Linked DNA regions of Homo sapiens: regions 1 and 3 are each linked to region 2. A link is an interaction called in ENCODE POLR2A ChIA-PET data of the cell type or tissue named here. Cell type or tissue: GM12878. All regions are shown on one strand. Links, peaks and the distances in the headings refer to the core of each region. The heading gives the core; the rest is flanking DNA. Region 1 has its middle 6.0 kb from the start of MIR6729. Region 2 overlaps TNFRSF8 (TNF receptor superfamily member 8). Region 3 overlaps TNFRSF1B (TNF receptor superfamily member 1B).

Region 1 (4,736 bases), core at 437-4,436, 52 kb before region 2:
GACAGGATCTCACTTTGTCACTCAGGCTGGAGTGCAGTGGGGCCATCTCCGCCCACTGCAGCCTCGACCTCTTAAGCTCAAGTGATTGATTCTCTTGCCTTAGCCCCCTAGGTAGCTGGGACTATAGGCGCGTGCTACCACTCCTGGCTAATTTTTTTGTACTTTTTGTGGAGAAGGGGTTTCACTATGTTACTGAGGCTGGTCTTGAACTCCTGAGATCAAGGGATCTGCCACCTTAGCCTCCCAAAGTGCTGGGATTACAGGCGTGAGCTACCACCTCCGGCCAATAATTCTATTTTTAATTTTTCAAGGAAATGCTATACTGTTTTACTTTCCGACCAGTGATGCACAAGAGTTCCAATTTTTCCTCATCGTCAACAGCACTTGCTATTTTCTGGTTTTTCGGTAGTAGCCATCCTAATGGCTGTGAAGTGTATCTCATTGTGGTTTTTATTAGCATTTCCCTAAGGATTAGTGACGTTGAGCATGTTTTAATATGCTTATTGGTCATTTGTATATTTTAAAAATATTTATTAATAGTTTTTTTTTAACTTAAGTTCAGGAGTACATGTTTATTAGTTTATTTTTAATAGAGACAGGGTCTTGCTATGTTGTCCAGGCCTCAGGCTTTTCCTACCTGGGCCTCCCAAAATGCTGGGATTATAGGCACAAGCCACTGCACCCAGCCTGTTTGTATATCTTCTTTGGAGAAGTCAAGTCCTTTGTCCCATATTTCAGTTGGGCTTGGTTTGTTGTTCCACGTGTAATTTTGAGTCGGAGAACCTGTGGGAGTCAGTGGTTTCTTTAGAAATTCTTTGGCCACAGGGAGAAGATAATTCAAAGCCTTTCTGTCAAACAAAAGTTACAAAATCAGGCTGGGCTTGGTGGCTCACTCCTGTAATCCCAGCACTTTGGGAGGCCGAGGCAGGAGGATCACTTGAGGTCAGGAGTTTGTGACCAGCCTGGCCAACATGGCGAAACCCCGTCTCTACTAAAAATACAAAAATTAGCTGGGGATGGTGATGCACACCTGTAATCCCAGCTACTCGGGAGTCTGAGGCGGAAGAATGGCTTGAACCTGGGAGGCAGAGGTTGCAGTGAGCCGGATCATGCCACTGCACTCCAACCTGGGCGACAGTGATACTCTGTCTCGAAAAAGAAAAAAAAGTTACAAAATTTAGGCCAGGTGCCGTGACTGACCCATATAATCCCAGTACTTTGGGAGGCCAAGGCAGGCTGATCACTTGAGGTCAGGAGTTTGAGACCAGCCTGGCCAATATGGCAAAACCCCATCTCTAGTAAAAAATTTAAAAACTAGCCAGACATGGTGGCACATGCCTGTAATCCCAGCTACTTGGGAGGCAGAGGCATGAGAATCACTTGAACCCAGGAGGCGGAAGTTGCAGTGAGCCGAGATGGTGCCATTGCACTCCAGCTTGGGGTACAGAGCAAGACTCTGTCTCAAAAAAAAAAAAATTACAAAATTTACAAAGCTGAGATCAGCTTACAGATTTAGCCGTGTATAACAGAAGTCCAAAACAGCAACAGCCTAACCCAGAGAGAAATGCTTCTTTTCCATCACCGTACAGGCTGGAATGCTGCCACAGGGCCCATAATGCATCAGGGTGCATGGTTTCTCTGGAAAAACAGTTCTTTTGAAACTTTGGAAGACTTCCAGCTTGCTTGCTTCCAGTAAGTTCCATGCACAAGAACCACAGCCCAAAGTCTGTAGACACTGCGCTGAATGAAACCTGTGGCGCCATAGCCTGAAAGACCCTCTTTGTGTGGCGGCAAATAACTCCTGTCTTCCCACGTACTGACCTCTGCTCTGCCTGTTCCTGGCTATCTCTTCAGAAGGCAGCCTCCTTGGGGCCATCTGGAGCCATCAGCGGGGGTAGGAAGACCACAGCCTGAACCAGATCCTTCCTGCTGGTCGCTTGAGAACTCTTTTTCTTTTTAATTTTTGAGACAGGGTCTGTCGCTTAGGCTAGAGTACAGTGGTGCAATCTCGGCTCACTGCAACGTCCTTGCAAATTCAAGTGATTCTCATGCCTCAGCCTCCCGCGTAGCTGGGATTACAGGCGCCTGCCACCATGCCCGGCTAATTTTTGTATTTTTAATAGAGAAGGGGTTTCTCCATGTTGGCCAGGCTGGTCTCAAACTCCTGGCCTCAAGTAATCCACCTGCCTTGACTTCCCAAAGTGCTGGGATTACAGGCATGAGCCACTGCCCCTGGCCTCCGGAGAACGGCAGGGAGGTGCTTGAGAAAGCCCTGGGCCTGGGGCTGCCTCTCCAGTCACTTCTTAGGACTGATTTCAGCATGGGATACAGGCTTATTCAAGCTGAAGGGGCCCCAAGAATGAAGGTTCCAGGCAGGAGGCCCCTAGAGCAGAGCCCATGTCTTGCAGCTCTCCAGCACCCACACAGTTCCATTTCGTGAATGTCCCCACTACCCTCCCAGGTACTTGCAAGCTGTTCTTAATTCTCCTGGGCCTTTCACCCCTACAACTTGGGGTCACCCTGGATGCTCGTCTTGTCTCCCACCCTTGCCCCATCCATGTCTCAGCTTGGATGTCTCTTCTTTCAAGAGGTCCTCCCTGAACCTCTGGGTTCTCAGATCTGCCCCCGCCATCACACAGCCTGCCTTCCTGCTCTTCTCCAAGGCCCCTGAGTAGTAGTATTAAGTAACTAACGGTGAGATGCATTGCCTAAGCTCTCTCCCCTGCGAGAATTGCAGCTTCCTGAAAACAGAGATGGCATTGTTTTTCTTCATTGAAATAGTTTTGTATTGTACTTTTTCAAAAGTACTGGCTGAACTGTGTTCCAGAATTTGGCTTTTCCCTCTAGCCTGGTTTCTTACCTGCCTTGTGAAGGTTACTGGACAAATGCTTTCATTTCTCTGCATGAAAGGACCCTGGTGGTTGGGCACACTCCTGATACACCTTACATGCACCCCCTCTCCCATACTGATAGCATTCTTTTCTTTTTTTGTGCCTTCTGAGTATGTACTGTAAATCCCAAAGGAAAAAGGCAAGATCACCTACTTCTCCCAAAACTAGTGTCTTGTGTTGGTCATTTAGAAATAAGAACAAAGATCTGACTCCTCCATTGCCTGCACCACGGCTTAGAACCATGACCCTGGCCAGGCAGCGGCCTGAAGTTTGTCTTCTTGGACCTAACCATGCTGGAGACAGTCAGCTGAGGACGTGAGAAAAGGCAGAAGCTCAAATCCAGCCTGGGCAACATAGCAAGACCCCATCTCTCTTAAAAAAAAAAAAAAAAAAAAAAGGCCGGGCACAGTGGCTCATGCCTGTAATCCCAGCACTTTGGGAGGCCAAGGCGGGCGGATCATGAGGTCAGGAGATCGAGACCATCCTGGCTAATATGGTGAAACCCCGTCTCTAATAAAAAATACAAAAGAATTAGCCGGGCATGGTGGCGGGCACCTGTAGTCCCAGCTTCTCCGGAGGCTGTGGCAGGAGAATAGTGTGAACCCGGGAAGTGGAGCTTGCAGTGAGCCAAGATCGCGCCACTGCACTCCAGCCTGGGCGACAGAGCGAGACTCCGTCTCAGAAAAAGAAAAAAGAGGCTGGGCATGGTGGTTCACATCTGTAATCCCAGAACTTTGAGAGGCTGAGGCGGGTGGATCACTTGAGGTCAGGAGTTTGAGACCAGCCTGGCCAACATGGTGAAACCCTGTCTCTATGAAAAATACAAAAATTAGCTGGGCATATTGGCAAGCACCTATAATCCCAGCTACTCAGGAGGTTGAGCTATGAGAATCACTTGAACTTGGGAGGCGGAGGTTGCAGCAAGCTAAGATCGCGCTATTGCACTCCAGCCTGGGTGACAGAGTGAGACTCCGCCTCAAAAAATAAAAATAATTAAAATAAGAGCTTTTTTAGAGGCAGGTTCTTGCCCTTGCCCAGGCTGGAGCACAGTGGCTATTTACCCCACTGCTGATCAGCACTGGAGTTTTGACCTGCTCTATTTCCAACCTGAGCTGGTTTAACCCTCCTTAGGCAACCTGGTTTCAAGGAGGTCACCATATTGATGCTCAAGTTAGTGCAGACACCCCATCAGCATAGGGCACCAAAGCCCCGAACTGGGCACAAGTGATCCTCCCGCCTCAGCCTCCTGAATAGGTGAGACAACTGGCGAGCACCACCACACCTAACAAGGCAGGGAGATGGATTCCTCAATAGAAAGGTGTGGAGCTGGCCGGGTGCGCTGGCTCCCACCTGTAATTCCAGCACTTTGGGAGGCTGAGGTGGGCGGATCACGAGGTCATGAGATCGAGACCATCCTGGCCAACATGGTGAAACCTCGTCTCTACTAAAAATACAAAAATTAGCTGGGTGTGGTGGCGTGTGCCTGTAGTCCCAGCCATTCGGGAGGCTGAGGCAGGAGAATCGCTTGAACCTGGGGGGTGGAGCTTGCAGGGAGCCGAGATCGCACCACTGCACTCCAGCCTGGGCGACAGAGTGAGACTCTGTCTCAGAAAAAAAAAAAAGAAAAAAAAAATGTGTAGAGCTGATGAATGCTCTCCAACTGGAACCCAACTCCTTGATATGGTCTGTAATGCCTCCACCATTCCCCCACTCACTCATTCATTCACCAGCCACGTGTTCGACTCCTCCTGTGTGCTAGGCACTGTTCTAGGCTCTGCAGATGCGGCAGTGAAGCAGACAACACTAGCACCCACAGCCACAGGAGCCTGCCCCCTGGAGCTTCCC
Region 2 (4,736 bases), core at 443-4,442:
CGCCATATTGGCCAGGCTGGTCTCAAACTCCTGACCTCAGGTGATCCACCCGCCTCAGCCTCCCAAAGTGCTGGGATTACAGGCATGAACCAACGTGCCCGGCCTAATTTTTTTATATTAATTTAAAATAGAGACAAAGTCTCGCTATATTGCACAGGCTGGTCTTGAGCTCCTGGGCTCAATTAGTCCTCCTGCCTCAGCCTCCCAAAGCACTGGGATTACAGGCATGAGCCTCCATGCCTGGCCTCTTTGCCGTTCTTGACTGCCCCAGCTCAGGACAGGTGTTTATCCTGGGACAACCTGGACAATAGATTTCTCTGAGACCAGTCTCCCAGACCAGAGCTCCCTTTCTGGAATGTTCCCCCACCCCCAGCACCGTGATTGACTTCTAGTCAATTACCAGGAAATCCTTCTGGAGCTGGGGTGAGTGTTGTTCCTTCCATTTTGTAGATGATGCTTAGGCCCGAGGAGATAAGCAGCTGGAATAGGGTCATGAGGCATTTCTGCCCCTGTGGTTATTATCAAAAGTCCCAAGGCACCACCAGTGGTCTTAGATGGGCGGGGCAGGACATAACGATGCCCTCGTGGTCTCTGACCTCCAGGAACAGAGATTGTCACGGGGACATCAGCCTTTAGCTGTGCCAGCAAGGGTGGGAGGGAGTCTGTGTGTGTCTGGTTCATCATCGCCACTTCTTGCTTTGAGGACAGCAGGCCATTGCAAGTGGGCGGGCATCGTCTGGAGGGCTTCCGACAGTGGGGGCGGAGGGGCCCATCCACCCAGCTGTACTGTCTGGAGGGTGGTGACAGGTTATGGCCATCAGGGCTATTCCACTGGAGCTGCGCGGGAACCCAGGTCAGTCAGTTCCTAGACTTGTGGCCTCAACTCCCCCATGAGATGCAGACCAGGCTCGTGCTCAGGCCACCAAAGGACAGAGGGAAACATTCTTGGAAAGAATTTGATGTTTTTGTATTTGATTTTGATTTGTATTTCCAACAATGATTCAAAGTATTCATTGTATGGGCAAAAGTAGTGGGTTGGATGCTATTGGACTTTCTTGCTTTTATTTTTGGTTTAGTGTTGATTTTGAATGATCTATTAGGTGGGTCCCCTGGTTTTTTCAGTGCTTCACTGGTCGGCCATCCACCCACCCATCCAAGTACCTGCCCCCCTCACCCACCCACCCATCCAAGTACCTGCCCACCCACCCATCTTTTTAACCACTCACCAACCCACCCCTCCCATCCCCTTTCCATTTTTCTTCCCATCTAGCCACTATCCATCCATCCATCTGTATTAGTTTGCTGGGGCTGCCATAACAAAATACTGTAGTCTGGGTGACCTAAACAATAGACATTTATTTCTTACAGTTCTGGAGGCTTGAAGGTCCAAGATCAAGGTTTTTGGAGGATTTGGTTTCTGGTGAGGGCTGTCTTCTTGGCTTGCAGATGGCAGTCTTCTCATGGTGGGAAGATCGATCTCTCTCTCTCTTTCTCTCTCTTTCCCCCTCTTCATATATGCCACCAATCCCCCTGGATTAGGGCCCCATCCTTATGACCTCATTTAACCTTAATTATCTCCTAAAAGTCCTATCTCCAAATACAGTCACACTGGGGTTAGGGTTTCAACACATTTAACATATGAACTTTGTGGGGGACACAATTCAGTCCATAGCACCATCGCCTTCCCATATCCCTCCAATTATCCTCCCATTCACCGCCCCCATCCATACACCCACCCCTCTCCTGGCCATTTTCTCATCTACCTTTCTATCCATCCATCCATCCATCCATCCATCCATCCATCCATCCATCCATCCATCCATCATCCATCCAACAAATTTTTATTTCTCTCTCTCTCTCTTTTTTTTTTTTTTTTTTTTGAGATAGAGTCTGTCTCTGTAGTCCAGGCTGGAGTACGGTGGTGTGATCTTGGCTCACTGGAACCTCCGCCTCCTAGGTTCAAGCAATTCTCTTGCCTCAGCCTCCTGAGTAGCTGGGATTACAGGCATGTGCCACCACACCCAGCTAGTTTTTGTATTTTTAGTAGAGATGGGGTTTCACCGTGTTGGCCAGGCTGGTCTTCAACTCCTGACCTCCAGTGGTCTGCCCGCCTTGGCCTCATAAAGTGCTGGGATTACAGGCATGAGCCACTGTGCCAGGCCTAGTTTCTGGGCCTTTGGACATGCCTGTCCCCATGTGGGATGCCCTCCCCTCCGTCCCTACCTGCTGCAATTCTGGAACCCCTTCCTCCATGAGGCCTTCCCTTGCTAGCCTGATGGTTGGTGGTGGTTCCCACTCAGTTCTCTCAGGGCCCGCTTGCTGTGGTTTTTATCCTCTGGAATGGAGTGGCCCACAGTGTTCTATGACTTTTCATGGGACCCACAATCCCAGCCACAAGGAGAAAGACACTTCCTTCTCATCCTCTTCTGGCCCCTTTGACTCCAGCCTGAAAGGGCCTTGATGGGGAGTGGGTGGAGAGAAAAATGACATCTCAGGTCCCAGGCTCCCTCCACTTAAAAGCTGTGACTTAGGAAGAGGGGGCTCCCTCCTCCCCACTTCCCCTCTCTAAGGCCCAGTGCTGGCTGGGGCTGAATACTCCATATTGGTGTGGTGGGTGGGGCATTTTACTGGTGTTTTATTGACCTTGTGCTTCCGTGTAGCCAGAGAAGAAAAAAGAAAAACCCACAAAAACCCCTTCTTTGATCTCTCGGGGAAATTTCTTGACATTTTGCCTGCCCTGTGCAGCCAGCACTCAGCTGTGTGGCCGGGTTTGCTTGTGGGCGGGTTGGTGGAGGAAGGAAGCTGAGGGACCTTTGAGATTGAAAAATGTAGATGTCATCGAATCCCTCCTTGCACCCAGGCCTGTGATGCCCTCTCCAGCATTCCTGAGAGCAGGTCCCCAGCCCTTTGCTTACATACTCTTGGTGACGGGGAGCTCATTCACTGACTCATAACAATGACCACGATTCATACCGATGGAGCACGCTATGTGCTGGCCACTGTGCTGGGCCCTTTACCGACCTTAAGTTCCTTCAATCCTGATAAGAAATCCAGAGAGGAAACTTGGACACCGAGGGGTTCAGGAATTTGCACAAGGCCACATGCGTATCAGTGGCTCAGCCGGGCCGTGAACATGACCACCGAGTGCAGTCTCCTGAGCTCTTCAACTGTAGTTGATACTGACCCTCAAGGCCTCGAATTTGGGAGGCAGAAGAGTTTACGAGTGAAGAGCTAATGCGGGGGCTACAAAGCCCTTCCTGTTCTCCATCTTCCTGGACTACCCTCTCTTTGTGTGCAGACTCGCTCCCCACAGGAAGGGGTCTCTCCTGCAGATGTTTGAGGCCTGCCCAGGTTCAGGGGAAGGATGTGAGGCCAGGCCAAGTGTTAGGTAGGGAGCATGGCAGGTGTATCCCATCTTGTCCCAGGAGCTGAGGGTTCCTCCGAAGGCTGTGAACAGGAAGGAGGAGGAGGAGGGGGTTTGTGGGTTCCCCCAGCTTCCGCTGCCCTTGGGTAAAGCTCAGCTTTGTGCATGGGCACGCCCATTTGGCATGACAGCTGCTGCCCCTGCCGCCTCCCCCTCCCCCGCCCAGTCCCTCTTCATCCTGGGCTTCAGCTGAGTGTGCTGGGCTCCCCTGTGCCCTCTGACACTGTCCCAGCAGAGCCCCCTCACAGCACCTCCTGGCCCCCCACTGTCCCTGTGTGCTTGACTCACACCTCTGCATTCCTCAGGGTCCACTTAAGTGTAGGCCCTCCCTGACCCCAGCCTGGGCCACAGAGCGAGATTCTATCTCGAAAAAAAAGAGAAATAAACATTTGTTGGATGGATGGAGGGATGGCCCTCCCTGACCCCAAGCCAGCTCAGAGGTCTTGGCTCTGGGCTCTTGGTGCCTCCCATGGTTCCACTTTCCTAACACTCCTTCCATGTGTCATGACTTGTCTATCGTCTTCCTGCAGGATCCCCAGCCCTGACCCCAGGGCTTGGCACATAGTAGAGTCTCAATTTTTGAAAGAATAGGTGAATGAATGAATATGGCTAACTTGCCCCGCATACTCTTCTGTGACAGCCAGCCATTGCCTCACAGGGCCAAGCTTCCATTGTCCCCCTGGCACCTCCCTCTGCTGAAGTCAGACCAGCCTCTCTCTCCTGTCCATCCCACTCGCAGGTACATCCTAGTCTTTTCTTTAAGCCTGAAAAATCCACCAGGGTTCTTTTGTATAGGAGGAAGTATGTGGGCGTGGAAGGGAGGAAATGGAAGGCAGTAGAAGGAAATAGGACTGGCCCAATGCAGCAAGCATTTATTGAGCTCTGTTGGATATAGGGTTATTTGGGGGAGAGAAGGACAAGGTCCTGCCTCCTGGGAGCAACCCACTAGTAGGGGAGGTGACATGCTTATATATATCTGATACTCCAGAGGGTATCTGTGCTAAGATAGTTTCAAAGGAGGAAGAATGGGAGCTTACAGTGAGGAAAAGCCCCTATACCACTGGTCTGCATCCACCCATCCATCCATCCGTTCATCTACACATCCATCTACCCATCCACCCATCTACCCACTCATCCACTCTTCCCTAACCCATCCATCTATCCACCTATCTACCTGCCCATCCACCCTTCCCCATCCATCCATCCATCCATCCATCTACCCATCCACCCATCTACCCACTCACCTACTGTTCCCTAACCCATTCATCTATCTACCCATCTACCCACCCATCCACCTTTCCCCATCCATCTA
Region 3 (4,000 bases), core at 1-4,000, 110 kb after region 2:
GCGAGCGAGTTTCACTGCTCCCTTTCTCCAGCTTCAATTCAGTGACACTGACGGTTGCCGCCTGGTGGCGTGCGTAGAGCAGGTGTCTCCCCCAAGCTCTTCCGCAGCAGCCCAGCTGTCACCTTCCCTTTCCCCACCAAGCGTTTCCCAATCCTCTGTGCACTGAAGATGTCCTGGGTGTGGCCTAGCAGCCTCTGCTTCCCTTTTCCATTTTTTTTTTCTTTCTTTCTTTTTTTTTTTTTGAGACAGCTATGTCGCCCAGGCTGCAGTGCAGTGGCGCCCTCTTGGCTCACTGCAGCCTCCGCCTCCCGGGTTCGAGTGGTCATCCCACCTCAGCCTCCCAAGTAGATGGGACTATGGGCATGCGCCACCATGCCTGGCTAATTTTTATATTTTTAGTAGAGACGGGGTTTTGCCATGTTGGCCAGGCTGGTCTCAAACCCCTGACCTCAAGTGATCTGCCCACCTCGGTCTCCCAAAGTACTGGGATGAGAGGCATAAGCCACCACGCCTGGCCCCTTTCCTTTCACTGTTGCTCTCAGTGTTCACTGAATGTGAGTGACTCAAGTATCTGTTGAGTGCCCCAGTGGTGTGTCTAGTGCAGAAAAAAACCCCCAAACCCTGATTTGTGGTGTTTGCTAATTTCTGTGGTATAAACACTCACACTGTAGCCAGTTTCCAACTCCCAAGACCTTCCTGAATATGGAGTTGGGAGGAAATCTGCACAGGCCTGAGCTTATCCCAGCACAGCCCTGGCTGAGCCCTGCCAGGCTCTTTGTGACTGAGTCCCCACGCATCCCTGTGGGGCAGGGAGCATCATCACCCCCATTTTACAGAGGAGGAAACTGAGACTCTGGGAGGTTCCATTTTTCCTGTAGGATTAGATCATTAGGTGAGTGGCATAGCCCAGGTTTGAATCAGGTTTATGCCTGTGTCCCACGCTACTCCTCAACCAGCAGCTACTCCTGATAAGAGGCCAGTGGAGAGTCCTCTTGAGCTGGGCTGCTGGGCTTAGAGTGTGGACTCAGCACCCACCTGCTCCTCCTGCCACAGAAAGAACGTCCAGGGCATGGGAGACAGTGGCGTTCCTTTGTTTAGAAAACACCAACATGTGGCCGGGCGCCATGGCTCACGCCTGTAATCCCAGCACTTTGGGAGGCCGAGGGGGGCGGATCACGAGGTCAGGAGATCGAGACCATCCTGGCTAACACAGTGAAACCCCATCTCTACTAAAAATAAAAAAAATTAGCCGGGCGTGGTGGCGGGCGCCCGTAGTCCCAGCTACTCCGGAGGCTGAGGCAGAATAGCGTGAACCCGGGAGGTGGAGCTTGCAGTGTACTGAGATCGCACCACTGCACTCCAGCCTGGGCGATAGAGCGAGACTCCATCTCAAAAAAAAAAAAAAAAAAAACCAATATGTGAGCTTACCCACAATCACCCCCATGGACACGGACACACTCATGCACGGACCCACGTCTGATAACAGGTGCGAACATTTATCGGGTGTTGAACGGATGCCAGGCACTGTGCCCAGCGTTCTTTATTCTCACAGCCATGCTGCCACACGCAGGCAGTATGATTCTTGTCCCCCATTATATGGCCCAAGAATCATGGGCCCAGAGAAGTTAGTAACTTTCCCAGTGTGGCACAGCTAATGATCACGGCCTGGGACACGAACCTAGGAGTGTCTCTCCTCGCCACCCCAGCGCACACACTCACTACGTCACTCACAGATATGCACACATGCCCCCAACATAGACACACGTGTGCACGCTTCACACCCTCACGCCTGTAGACACAGGTGTGTGAGCCTTGTGAACACACAAACAGACGGACACAGCAGGAACCTGGAGGACCTGGCCCGTGGCTCTGCTGGGTCTCTGCTTCTGCCCAGCAGGGCTGGGCCAGGAGGGGCCGGGAGCTGAGGGTGCTGGCTGGCTGGCTGGCTGGCTGGAATTCTGTTTTTTTTTTTTTTTTTGAGAAAGAGTCTTGCTTTGTCGCCCAGGCTGGAGTGCAGTGGCACAATCTTGGCTCACTGCAAGCTCCGCCTCCCGGGTTCACACCATTCTCCTGCCTCAGCCTCCCAAGTAGCTGGGACTACAGGCACCCACCAGCTCGCCCAGCTAATTTTTTGTATTTTTAGTAGAGACGGGGTTTCACCTTGTTAGCCAGGATGGTCTCAATCTCCTGACCTCGTGATTCGGTGACCACCTCGGCCTCCCAAAGTGCTGGGATTACAGGTGTGAGCCACTGCGCCCGGCCCTGGGATCCTGTGTTTTGAATGAGGCTCCTCAGTACTCGGCTCTACTGGGGTCCCAGCCCAAGGAATAGGACTCAGCCTGCTTCTGTGCCACCTGGGGCTGCTTGAACTTTGCGACTTGTGGCTTGGGAGGAGGGAGGTGGCCGTGACCTTTGGGGGTTTTTGTTCTGCCTGGCTGTAGCCACCAGCAGAGGGGGTGGGGCACAGGCCAGAAAAACCCCTTTTGTGGGGTTGTGAGGAGTGACAATTGGCTGCTTCTCCTCCCCTTCCAGGCTCAGAGCAGGGCTGGGGGGCAGTTGTGGGCAGTGACCAGGGTCAGACCACCTGGGCGGAGGTTCAGCATGAACTTGCAATGCCCTCCATCTCTCCAAAACTGGGGGACCCAGCCCAGGGAGGGTGTGGGGGTTCCTGGGGAAGCTGGTCTAGGCTTCTGCTCCTGCCACGGACCAGCTGTGTGATGCTGGGCACAGGATGCACTTTCTCTGGGCCTCCGTGGCCTCTTGGGGATGGCTTGCACGAGATCCCTCCAGTCCTGAGTGAGAGGCTGTGGCCTTGGGGAATTAAGGGTGCAGGTGGCGCTCAGGTGTCCGAGAAGCCATGGGAGCCGGGGGCTGCAGGGATTGGACAGAGAGGACCCTGGTACTCGCATCTGTTCTCAGACCACATCTGGAATTGTAGCTCCCTCTGGAGGGAGGCAGGAGGTCTCAGCCTTTCTTGGGGGGCGGTGGCACCTGCGCTGCTCGCTCCACCCCTGCTCTCACCTCCCGCTGCAGTGCTGGCGAGCCCCATCAGCCCTTCACTCATCTCTACCCTCCTTCTTTCTGCCTGGGACACTTGTTTTCATCCTGGGCAGGCCAGGGGCCAGGGCAGCTGTTGGGAATGTGGCCTGTGCCATCTCCTTTTTTGCTGGGATCAGAAAACAATCGCTTAGAATTCCAAGGCAAGGGTGTGAGCGCCTGGCCAGCCAGTGGGAACAGACAACAGCCTGGGAGAGGAATTTCCAGCCTCTCTTCAGTGTGCGTGTCTGGAAATGGGGACCTTGCCTTGAGCCTCCAGAGTTGAAACCCCAGACACCCAGGAAAGGCCCTTTGGGATTTAGCCCAGCCACAGTATGTCCTAACCGTGACCTTGGGCAAGTAACTCAATCTCTCCGTGCCTCAGTTTCCACAAAGCAAGGATAACACTGGGTTGTTGGAAGAATCAATATAGATATTGTCTGGAGGGATGTAGGTACAGTGCATGGCATTGGGTGGCACTCAAATGTCAGCTAATAATATTATTATTATTCTACGGGAAGAAGACATCAGGGGAAGTTGCAGAGCAGCCTGTGGGCGGACTCTGGAACAAGAGGCTGAGGCAGTGCAGCAGAGGGTCTCAGACGTGAGCGCTCTCTGCCCCGGAATGATTGACTGAGCGCAAAGGTCTGCACGCTTTCTCTGTAAAGGGCCAGATGGTAGGAATTTCAGGCTTTGTGGACTGTATGGTCTCAGTGACAGCTACTCAAACCTGCCTCTGTAGCAAGAAAGCAGCTACATGCATAGACAGCACACACCCAACTGAGAGTGGTGTGTTCCTATCTAATTGTGCTACTGGACACCCAAACTTGAGCTTCCCACCATTCCATGTGCCGCAAATTATTCTTTTTTTTTGAGATGGAGTTTCACTCTTGTTGCCCAGCCTGGAGTGCAGTGGCTCGATCTCGCCTCACCACAACCTCTGCCTCCCAGGTTCAAGCGATTC

What was found. Peaks named below come from ENCODE experiments on the same cell type or tissue, not always from the same donor. Only the 100,000 strongest peaks of a DNase experiment are listed, where the experiment ranks them.
Region 1: POLR2A ChIA-PET joins it to region 2 with 6 read pairs; 10 of 35 experiments call an interaction of 5 or more read pairs at or near these places.
Region 3: POLR2A ChIA-PET joins it to region 2 with 6 read pairs; 4 of 35 experiments call an interaction of 5 or more read pairs at or near these places.

What each region holds. Positions count from the first base shown.
Region 1 is chr1:12,032,837-12,037,572 of GRCh38, forward strand. It overlaps the pseudogene RN7SL649P. Among named protein-coding and RNA genes, the nearest start is that of MIR6729, 6.0 kb to the left of the region's middle. In GM12878, for the core only: no CTCF peak of the experiment used is centred there; no DNase peak of the experiment used is centred there.
Region 2 is chr1:12,085,306-12,090,041 of GRCh38, forward strand. All of the region lies in intron 2 of TNFRSF8 (TNF receptor superfamily member 8), which reads left to right. Among named protein-coding and RNA genes, the nearest start is that of TNFRSF8, 24 kb to the left of the region's middle. RefSeq lists enhancers at 2,335-2,444, 2,465-2,804. In GM12878, for the core only: no CTCF peak of the experiment used is centred there; a DNase peak (open chromatin) is centred at 2,706; H3K27ac peaks cover 2,240 bases.
Region 3 is chr1:12,196,731-12,200,730 of GRCh38, forward strand. The region is part of intron 8 of TNFRSF1B (TNF receptor superfamily member 1B); the gene reads left to right. Among named protein-coding and RNA genes, the nearest start is that of MIR4632, 7.0 kb to the left of the region's middle. In GM12878, for the core only: CTCF peaks have their summits at 70 (motif pointing left) and 2,943 (motif pointing left); no DNase peak of the experiment used is centred there; H3K27ac peaks cover 1,356 bases.